Linked DNA regions of Mus musculus: all the other regions are linked to region 3. A link is a contact called in ENCODE Hi-C or POLR2A ChIA-PET data. All regions are on one chromosome and are shown on one strand. The core of a region is the stretch at or near the end of the contact, and the rest is flanking DNA. Distances in the headings are between cores, read along the strand shown. Region 1 has its middle 25 kb from the start of Rnf19b. Region 2 holds the start of Rnf19b (ring finger protein 19B). Region 3 holds the start of Azin2 (antizyme inhibitor 2).

The links. A loop is a pair of places that touch in the nucleus more often than their neighbours do. ChIA-PET counts read pairs that join two places held with the same protein, here RNA polymerase II (POLR2A).
Region 1: POLR2A ChIA-PET joins it to region 3 with 10 read pairs in Patski. The contact joins the enhancer-like site here to the promoter of Azin2 in region 3. A Hi-C loop is called at or near these places in 1 of 37 maps with a recorded cell type or tissue (CH12.LX). POLR2A ChIA-PET finds 5 or more read pairs at or near these places in 4 of 5 experiments (Patski and embryonic stem cell).
Region 2: POLR2A ChIA-PET joins it to region 3 with 42 read pairs in embryonic stem cell. The contact joins the promoter of Rnf19b here to the promoter of Azin2 in region 3. POLR2A ChIA-PET finds 5 or more read pairs at or near these places in 4 of 5 experiments (Patski and embryonic stem cell).

Annotation. Positions count from the first base shown.
Region 1 is chr4:129,031,229-129,034,156 of GRCm38, reverse strand. No RefSeq gene overlaps it. Among named protein-coding and RNA genes, the nearest start is that of Rnf19b, 25 kb to the left of the region's middle. Within about 2 kb of position 1,481, at least 1 of the 3 ENCODE cell types and tissues checked has a DNase peak (open chromatin) inside an H3K27ac peak, as active enhancers do.
Region 2 is chr4:129,056,651-129,059,777 of GRCm38, reverse strand. It overlaps Rnf19b (ring finger protein 19B), which reads right to left and starts at 1,634. Exons shown (of 9, transcript NM_029219.2): 1 at 882-1,634. The coding sequence starts at 1,507. It overlaps 1700086P04Rik (a long non-coding RNA gene), which reads left to right and starts at 1,625. Exons shown (of 2, transcript XR_868180.3): 1 at 1,625-1,990.
Region 3 is chr4:128,961,125-128,963,824 of GRCm38, reverse strand. It overlaps Azin2 (antizyme inhibitor 2), which reads left to right and starts at 1,370. Exons shown (of 11, transcript NM_172875.4): 1 at 1,370-1,524; 2 at 1,621-1,741; 3 at 2,266-2,462. The coding sequence starts at 2,358.

The DNA.
Region 1 (2,928 bases), core at 232-2,731, 70 kb before region 3:
GCATGTGTCTGGTGTCTGCATGTTGAGTAGTGACCGTCACTAACCATTTTATGCCCTGCTACTGGAAGCTCTTCCAGGGTAAGGGCCACATACCATCTTGTTCATTTCTCTGCTCCCGGTATCTAACAAGGTGCGCGTGACCTACTATGGCTGCTGAGAAGTGTGGAGCGAGCGAGCAAGGAAGCAAGCATTGGATAATGGGTTGTAGAAGAAAGGAATGAACATTTGGGAGACTGACTGTGACTGAAGGGCTGGCAGGCTGGGTGAGGAGGACCTGCGGATGATGTCATTCGATAGAACCACCCCCCACCCCGGCCCCTCCTACTACAGAGAGGGCCCTACCTCCTTTAACAGGCTTTGTCATAGCAGACAAGGCTCTCTGACATCTTGGGACAGGTAGGCCTAGCTCTCTGGTTACAGTACCTAGAGACGAGGCCTCCGGAAGCCCGGGAAGGAGGGAGTACAGGGGGCGTGGTGGAGCAGGGCGGGGCTGGAGGAGTGGAAACAGCCAGAGTGAGGGATGCCTCCACCCCAAGCCTGACACACTGACTGAATCAGTTGAAGTCTGACTTTGGAATGCAGTTCTCCGTCTGCAGCCCCACCTGTGGAGCGATCACTGGCCAGACTCCAGTCCAAGGCTGACTAAAAATAGTGTTGACTGGAGGCAGCAGTCTGGCTGGGTCCAAGCCCGACAGTGCTTTCGGCGAGCTCTAACCCAGACCTTCGCTTGCTTGCTGTGTGGTCTTATCTGTTTCTGGACCTGGAAATGGGGTGGAGGGGCTGTCTCTTCCTCTTTTTGATTGCTTAGGCAGCATCTTCACTTTCTCCCAGGCAACCTCCAAAAAGTCCCCAAAGCAAAAGCAAAACAAACAACTTGACGCTCTGGACTATTTTAAGTTCACTGAGCAGGTCTCTGAGAGGAACAGAGAACTCGTTGAGAAAAACTGGGGTTACCCTGAATTCGGCTCCAGCTTCAGCTTCCTTACCTATAAAATGACCAGGGATGACAGCTGCTCCCATCCCTGGGGACTAAGGCCTCTGTTTAGGAGGTGCACTGCAGGATGAGAACAGTGTGTCCTCCCCCTAGAAAAGGCTAAATGGCTTCAGAGCCAGCTCTTTCTTCCACCCTCCATACCACAACTTGAAGTCAGATGGGACCTTCTGTGACATTCCTGAGCCTGGTTTGGCCACAGCTAACAAACCAGATCGTGGGGGGGATTCTCTTCGCTGAGGGCCTGGCTGGTGTCAGGGCCTGCGGGAAGGGAGTTTTTAGAGGAGGAAGTGGTTGTGGTCAGACAGAATGATGGAGCAACTTGCTAGGATCTGAGTGGAAACCCCCAACTCCTACCGTGTTCTCATAGTGGGATGTGGGGGCAGACACTGTAGCTGCTCCACCCCCACCTCCATGAGAAAGTACCTGGTGTTCAGTCCAGGTTTCACTTGGGGCCATGTTAGAACAACAACGTAGCTGACCTGGTGAGGCCTCATACCAGCTGCTTGCCATCTTTGGCCAGGGAACCTGCCCCTCCCAAGGTAGTTTTGCATTCAGAGATGGGTGCTATCAGGCAGACCACTCTGCTTTGCTGTTCTGAGGTAAGATGCAGGGAGATGGCTCTTGCTGTAAGCTCCTGGTTTGCTGGGTGTCATGGGAGGTCCTTTCCCTTTCTGGGGGAGTGACAGATGCTCTGGAGTGGTAATAATATTGAGCCCAAGATGCTGTGGCTAAGGCAAGCTATTTTGTAAACCCTGGGCTGTTGGACGGTTCTGTCTAGAGAGGAAGCATTACCGAGGACGGTTGGAGGACTCAGTGGCTGCTCACTGAGGCTTAGAGAGCCTTCTGCACGTACTTCCTCATCAGCTAAGTAGGGCCATTCCCCATCGGTCCCCTTTCCTTTCTCTGTAAAAGAGAAGAGGTATGAGCTCTTCAAGGATCTCAGGCCTCTGACCTGCTCTTGAGCTGTGGCCATGGCGGGTCCCCTTCACCTCTCTGCTTTTAGTTTCTCTGTTTGTCCAATAGGTGTCTCACCCTTTCCCACTTATGGGGTCACTAAGTTTAAATGAGTGATGAGCATAAAGATTTTATTGAACAGAAAAGTGGACGCTAGCCAGATGTGAGGACCCAGGCCTGAACTCCCAGCACTTGGGAGGTTACAGTAGGAAGATGGCAATGTAGAATCTAACCTGGACTACAAGCATAAACTCTGTTTAAAAAAAAAGTGGGAGGAGAAATAGACACGAATGTATGGATGGGTTAGCCTCATGTCTCTGTACACACTGAGAAATTAGAGATGTACAACCCCAACATGTTACTGGAAGAAACCTTTAGAATAATCCCCATATGGCCTATGGCATTTCCATTGTCCCCAAGGACAAACCAGCCCCAGCTTTCACCCAGAATTCTTTGCCACTGGCATTCAGTTCTTCCTCAAGCTCTCCTGCTCTCGTCTCCAGACTTTCATTCATGAGTTCAGGTTCCCAGTGCCCTTATCTTCCGGTCTGACACACTCCTCTTCTGGGGTTCTCTAAATCAGAGGTTGCGTCCGTGTACCCAAGAGCCAGAGTCAGCAACTCTGAGTAGAGCGTCCTCAGCAACATCTCGCACATGTACACAAGCCCCCTAGTCCTGAAGACTGTTCTCTGAAAGTCACCCTTTGTGGCCCTCACGTGTACCCCCAACTGTGAGAAACACCTTGGGATACTTTGTATGGTCAGCCTTGTGCTGACACTGGAGACACACAAGTGGACATCTTTGTCCTTAGGGGTTTCAGACTGGTGGGGAAGGGACAAAGTAACCACAGATCTAAACATGAGTACTGTTTTTGTTTTGTTTTTGTTTGTTTTTTTGTCCTTCCTTCTTTCTTTTCCTTCTTTCTTTTCCTTCCTTCCTTCCTTCCTTCCTTCCTTCCTTCCTTCCTTCCTTCCTTCCTT
Region 2 (3,127 bases), core at 385-2,884, 96 kb before region 3:
ATAGAGACAACCAAGTTTTTTGTTTTGTTTTGTTTTAAAGAAAGGGGGTGGAGGACCTCCACTGAAAGCTTCAGACAGAGAAATCAGTAATTCCTGCTCTAAAGAGTATTTTAACTCACTGACCTTTGAAATCAAGCATACATGGAACATTAAAAAGACTGTCATACAGATTTCAAGACTGAAAAGGTAGGCAAACACATTTTCTCACACCAGATCAACTTCTGGGTAGACACCGCCTCTGAGCCCTATTGATTTTTCTGGTCAAAAAGTCTGTTGTGACTTTGCCCTCGGCAGCACGTTAGGAACCACAAGGTGCCTGCCAGTGGCTTAGCACAGCACGCAGTGCCCAGGGTGCCCCTAGAGCTGTTAGTGAGCTGCCTTCTCTCATCATCTGCATCTCAACTTTCAGCAGCGGTTGTGTGGAAGAACACGCCTTCTGCAATGCTGCTGCTAAGTGCGCCCCTAGCCATATGGACACACCCCTCGGAAGCGCGGCCCCTTCAGTAGGACATTTTCATTCTCTCTCCTATAACAAATATTCCTTCTCAATCATTACGATAACACGCACATACACACACCTCTCCCTTCCTGGGCAAAGAGAAAGAAAACAAAACAAAACAAAAAAAACCCCTGCTCACCCGGATATTCTGACTTAATGGACAGTTCCCTTCTCTTAGCACTCAGCCACCACCTCAAGCCACCTCAAGCAAGTAGGTATAGGGTGCTGAGTGCCATCAGACCGGTTGCAAGGCTGGTCTGAGGGTCGGTTACTCGTGATCGTCCGTCCTCTACCTCCTGCTGGGCACCATCCTCTCCTCCCTCAAGGTGTGTGACACCCGTTGCACCCGGGACGACCCCCGCGGCCACGCCCCCGCGCTCACCCGCAGTCAGGGGCCGGACACCAGCGGCAGTCGGGGTCCGAGGCCAGGTACCGGCGCAGCATGAACTCTTCGTACTTGTGCATGAGCGGCGGGTCGGCCAGCAGCAGACGGATGTCGTGTGGGTTGAGCCGCTCGCTGCACTCGGGGCAGCTGATGGGCACGCGGCTCTCGCTGATCTCCAGGCGCAGGTAGTGGCGGAGGCAGTCCCGGCACGAGCGATGCGGGCAGCTGAGGAGGCGCGGGGCCCGCTCGGGCGGCAGGCGCACCAGGCACAGCGGGCACTCCACCTCCTCCGCGCCGCCGCCCTCCGCCGCCTCGTCCTCCTCCGGCCCGGCAGCCACGGCCTCCGCCTCAGCCTCGGCAGCGGGCTCGGAGGGCAGAGCTTCCACCGGCGGGGCCTGAGCCTCAACCGGGGCCGGAGCGGGCGGCGGCGGCGGCGGCGGCGCAGCCGGGGGCGGCGGTTCGGCCTGAGGCTTGGTCCGGGCGCGGCGGCCGCGGGCCGAGGCGGAGAAGACGCTGTGGAAGGTGAGGCGCCGGCGCCGGCCGCCGCTGCGGCACTTAGGGTCGGGGGCGGCCGCATGGAGCGAGGTGGAGCGCGGCGACTCGGAGTCCTTCTCGGAGCCCATGGCCCGCAGAGGCTGAGGAGCCAGGGGCGCCCAGCGCCGCCGTAGCTCCCGCCTCAGCGCCCCCTCCCAGCCGGCGCCCCGGCCGCCGCCGCCGCCGCCACCGCCTCGGCAGTCCTCCCAGAGACAGAAGCCGACCAGCCGCTACGAAGTGGTTATAAAGCCTCCGCCCCGCGCGCCGCGGGCAACTGCGCAGGCGCCGGCCTCAGACACCTCACAACCCGCGCGGCCCCGCGAGAGGAGCTGGGCGGGGCCTGGAGGGCGGGGCCTGCAGGCTGCGGCGAAGCCCCGCCTTCTGCGGTCAGGTGGTCCGGCGCAGCCATATTTTGCACAGGCTCCACCCTCCGTTCCTTGTCCAGGAGTCAGGGGTCTTCTTTTCAATGAGGATGCCTTCATTTCGTCTGTAAAAAGAAGACGAGCGTTGATCTGGTAGTGATTCCCGCCGATCCACCGCCCAACATTTCTGTTGATGCTAGCCATTAAGTGGTAAGGAATATAGTCACTCATTGAAGATCCTCAAAGTGAGCCGCACTTCTAGATAAGACAGGCAGGCTCCCCTATCTTCAAGAATGAGTCCAGAGTTTTCATTCTAGCATTTGCTGTTTTCTGTCAACTAGTGAACTTACTCCTAAGCTGTATCTCTCAGGTACTCTGGTTAGTCACTGTTGGTAGAAAGAGGCCCAACAATTTCGCTTCTAGAAATGGTTTCTTTCAGTCCCCCTTCCCCAGTTCCTCTAACAAAAGACCCTTAGGCTTGGTGATGAGAAAAGCAAATACCTTCAACAGCAGCAAAGCCAGGTCAGGATTAGATTTTGGCTTAGAGAAATGAGAGAGGGAGGCTTATGATAGAGAATTTTCTTTCCATGAAAAATATGTCCGAAGATCGACAGTTCAAGCTTCTGTCTTAAGCTCACCTCATTCTGCCATATTCCAAACGGTGGGAAGAAAAATGTCTTATTTTAAGAAGACTGCTTAGGAAGTTCTGCCCAGTTTTGCTTGAATCTCATTGGTTAAAACAATCATCTTGATGCATCTTTCTTTAAAGATAAAAACAGTGTCTTGTTATTAATAAGGAATGGCAGTGAAGGCTTACAGTGATTCACTTGTCTAGCATGCCTTAAGGAGATGGGGGTGGGGATCGTGCAATGTAGGAACAGATATGTGAACATAGTAAGTTGTTTGATTTTTTTTTCCTGGCCAATACTTAAAACCAGATCCGCAACTCTTTAAACTTTTGAGATTACAACAACACAGCAAACGAAGCCCATTGGAAGAAATGTCCGGTAATGAAAACTAAGAACAGGGTCTAGTGGCCTAAGAAGGTATGATGTCATAGATGATCAAGCAGGTGTGATGTCATAGATGCCAAGACAATTTGTTTGCAAGAGGAAGTGGTCAGCCGTCAATTGTGACAAATGCTGCCAAGAACCCAAGAAAGAGAAGGACAGAAAAATATGACGGCTGGAATTGACAACACCAGGACTTTGTGTGTGTGTGTGTGTGTGTGTGTGTGTGTGTGTGTGTGTGTGTGTGTGTAGGGCAGAAGGGTAGTTTTCCTTAAGAAGAAAAGAGGTTTAATGCTAGATAGCTAAAACACACTTCCGTGAACACGTCACCAGCTCC
Region 3 (2,700 bases), core at 121-2,620:
GTTTTTTTGAGACAGGATTTCTCTGTGTAGCTCTGGTAGTAGATCTCTGTGTAGAATAGGCTGGCTTCGAACTAAGAGATTTGCTGGGATTAAAGCTATGGGCCACCATGCCTGGCTTAAAACTTGTAAACTCTTTTTTTTTTTTTTTTTTTTTTTCCGAGACAGGGTTTCTCTGTATAGCCCTGGCTGTCCTGGAACTCACTTTGTAGACAAGGCTGACCTCGAACTCAGAAATCCGCCTGCCTCTGCCTCCCAAGTGCTGGGATTAAAGGCGTGCGCCACCACATCCGGCTAAAACTTGCAAACTCTTAACGTAGTATACATAACAGGTACAACAGGGCATTAATCATATGTGTATAACTCAAGGAGCGCGCGCGCGCACACACACACACACACACACACACACACACACACACACCTGTAACCATTACCAAGCACCGGAAAGGTTCCATTCTGTCTCTTCCCAGTCAGCAGCCACATGCGCAGAGACAAGCAGCATTCGGACTTCTACCCGGAGAACTCTTGAATTAGCTTCTGAGCAACACCCTGCGCATGCTAAGCACTCCAAGGAGCCCGGCTCTCAGTCCCTGCCCTTGGAGTGCACAAAGCTGAGATGTTTTATCAGGCAAAAAAAAAAAAAAGGAAAGCAGGTGCGGGTATCTCAGCAACTGATATTAAGGCTCAAGGGAAGGAGGGGAGGGGTCAGACAGAGACAAGGACTGTGAGTCCCATTGCGTTTCGGGGCCAGGGATGGTCCGATAGAGGAAGATATTACACTGGACTCTGATGGATGAACAGGGATTTGTGTATAGAAGAGGAGACATGCTTTGAGTCGAAGCCACATTTCACCAGAGTCTTGTGGATTCTGAGAATGAAGGCATCACCCCGAGCTCGTGAAGCCACAAAAATTCTATTTGAATACATTTTAGCTGGCATTTGAGTTGGGAGTTTAAAATGCCTAGAAGAGGCGATTAAGTAAAAGGTCATATTACAAAATAAGACAGGAGAGGTTTGGGCTCCAAGGGCGGAGCCAGAACTTCACCAGGGGAGGAGCAGGGGGCCATCGACTTCAGCCAGGGACAGAAAAGTTTTCCGGAGTCACTTTTTGAGACGCAGGACGCAGGATCTGCGGCTCAGACCACGTAGACGCCTAGGATTCGAAGGATTTCCCCGCGTGGACCTCCGCGGACATCAGTCAGCCAGCTTGCTTAGCTGCGCAGCTTTGCGGAGCAGCCTCGCAGGGCTGAATGCTTTATGTCCGAATCGACCAATGGGCTGGCGGCACCCGGTTGCCCTGGCTACGGAGCAGGCAGGGGCGGGGCCAGGGCACCGGGGCGGGGCTAGGGCGGGGCTTATATAAGCGAGCGGCGGGCGCAAGGCGGGGCGTGGGGTCGGTGGCTGCTGGGCGCGCGGGGCGCAGGCCGCGGGGCCGGAGCCGGGGGGAGCGAGCGAGCGGAGGCGCCGAGGATCCGATTCACTCGCTGGGGAGACCTATGGGCCGAAGCCGTGTAAATGCGTTTTAAGGCGAGTGCAGGAGATGGCTGGGGGGGAGCCTCGGGGAGCGGGCGTCCTCGGCTTTGGGCGCTGACCCTTCCCCCGGCCCCCCTTGCCTCCTCTCAGCAGGGGCCTCGGCTCCGCAATTGCCACTCCTCCTCGGGGTGTTGCACAAGTTTCGAGGTCACCGGCGACCCCCCCTAGCAGCGCGCCTGGCTCTGGCCCCCGCGAAGGAGGACGGGGCTTGGTAAGGAGGCCTGGGGTTGGGGTGCGGGACCCCCGCCCTGCACTTGAGAGAGCCGTCCCGCGGACAGAACCCACCCGTGGCTCATAGAGCATTCTTAGTGTGTCAGGACCAACCTTTTATAAATGGGGAAACTGACCCAAGGTCATGAAGCAGAGAGCCGACTCGAACTCAAGCTCACGGGTTTTGTTTTTTTTTTTTTTGGCCCTTTAGGTAGGTGTAGTCTGGACTGGAGAAATCCTTCAATTGGAAGGAGACTTCCCCAACTAGGTTTCTCAGATCTGTCCCCACATTTTTTTTCTTCCAATTTCAAATTTCAGAACTGGAAAAGAACTCCAAACCAATCCCATTTAACAGATGGGGGTAATTGAGGCTCTAGCAGACATAACTTCACCATTCCCAGCGAACCTCGGCTTCTCAGGCTTGGGCAAGGGCACAGAACATGACTGGGCAGGGACCGTAGGCCTGGGGAGGTGAGGGATGCAGCCTGTTCCCCAGCGGTTTCCTCCATCTCCCTCTCCCCACAGTGTGTTGCATACTTTCTAAGGCGGTGGCCAAGGCAGCCAGCGGTGCTCCAAGGCAGCGGTTTCCTCCAGCCCCTGGGCTCCTCCTGCTCAGCATGGCTGGCTATCTGAGTGAATCGGACTTTGTGATGGTGGAGGAGGGCTTCAGCACCCGGGATCTGCTGGAGGAGCTCACTCTGGGGGCCTCCCAGGCCACCTCGGTGAGGGGATGGAAATGGGTGTGGGTTGGTTGCCTGTCCTCTTCTCTGTAGGAGACCTCCCATTCTCTCGGTATTGGTATTTGTTTACTTGATATTTACTAGATTGTCCCCTTTATCTCCAATTCTTGGTCCTTGCCCCCACATCTGCCCTCCCTGTGTTTCCTGACTTGAGAAAAGAACAGTATCTCCACCTTCACGGTCTCCCCAGCACTCCAGGTGGGAACTTCGGAGTACCTGC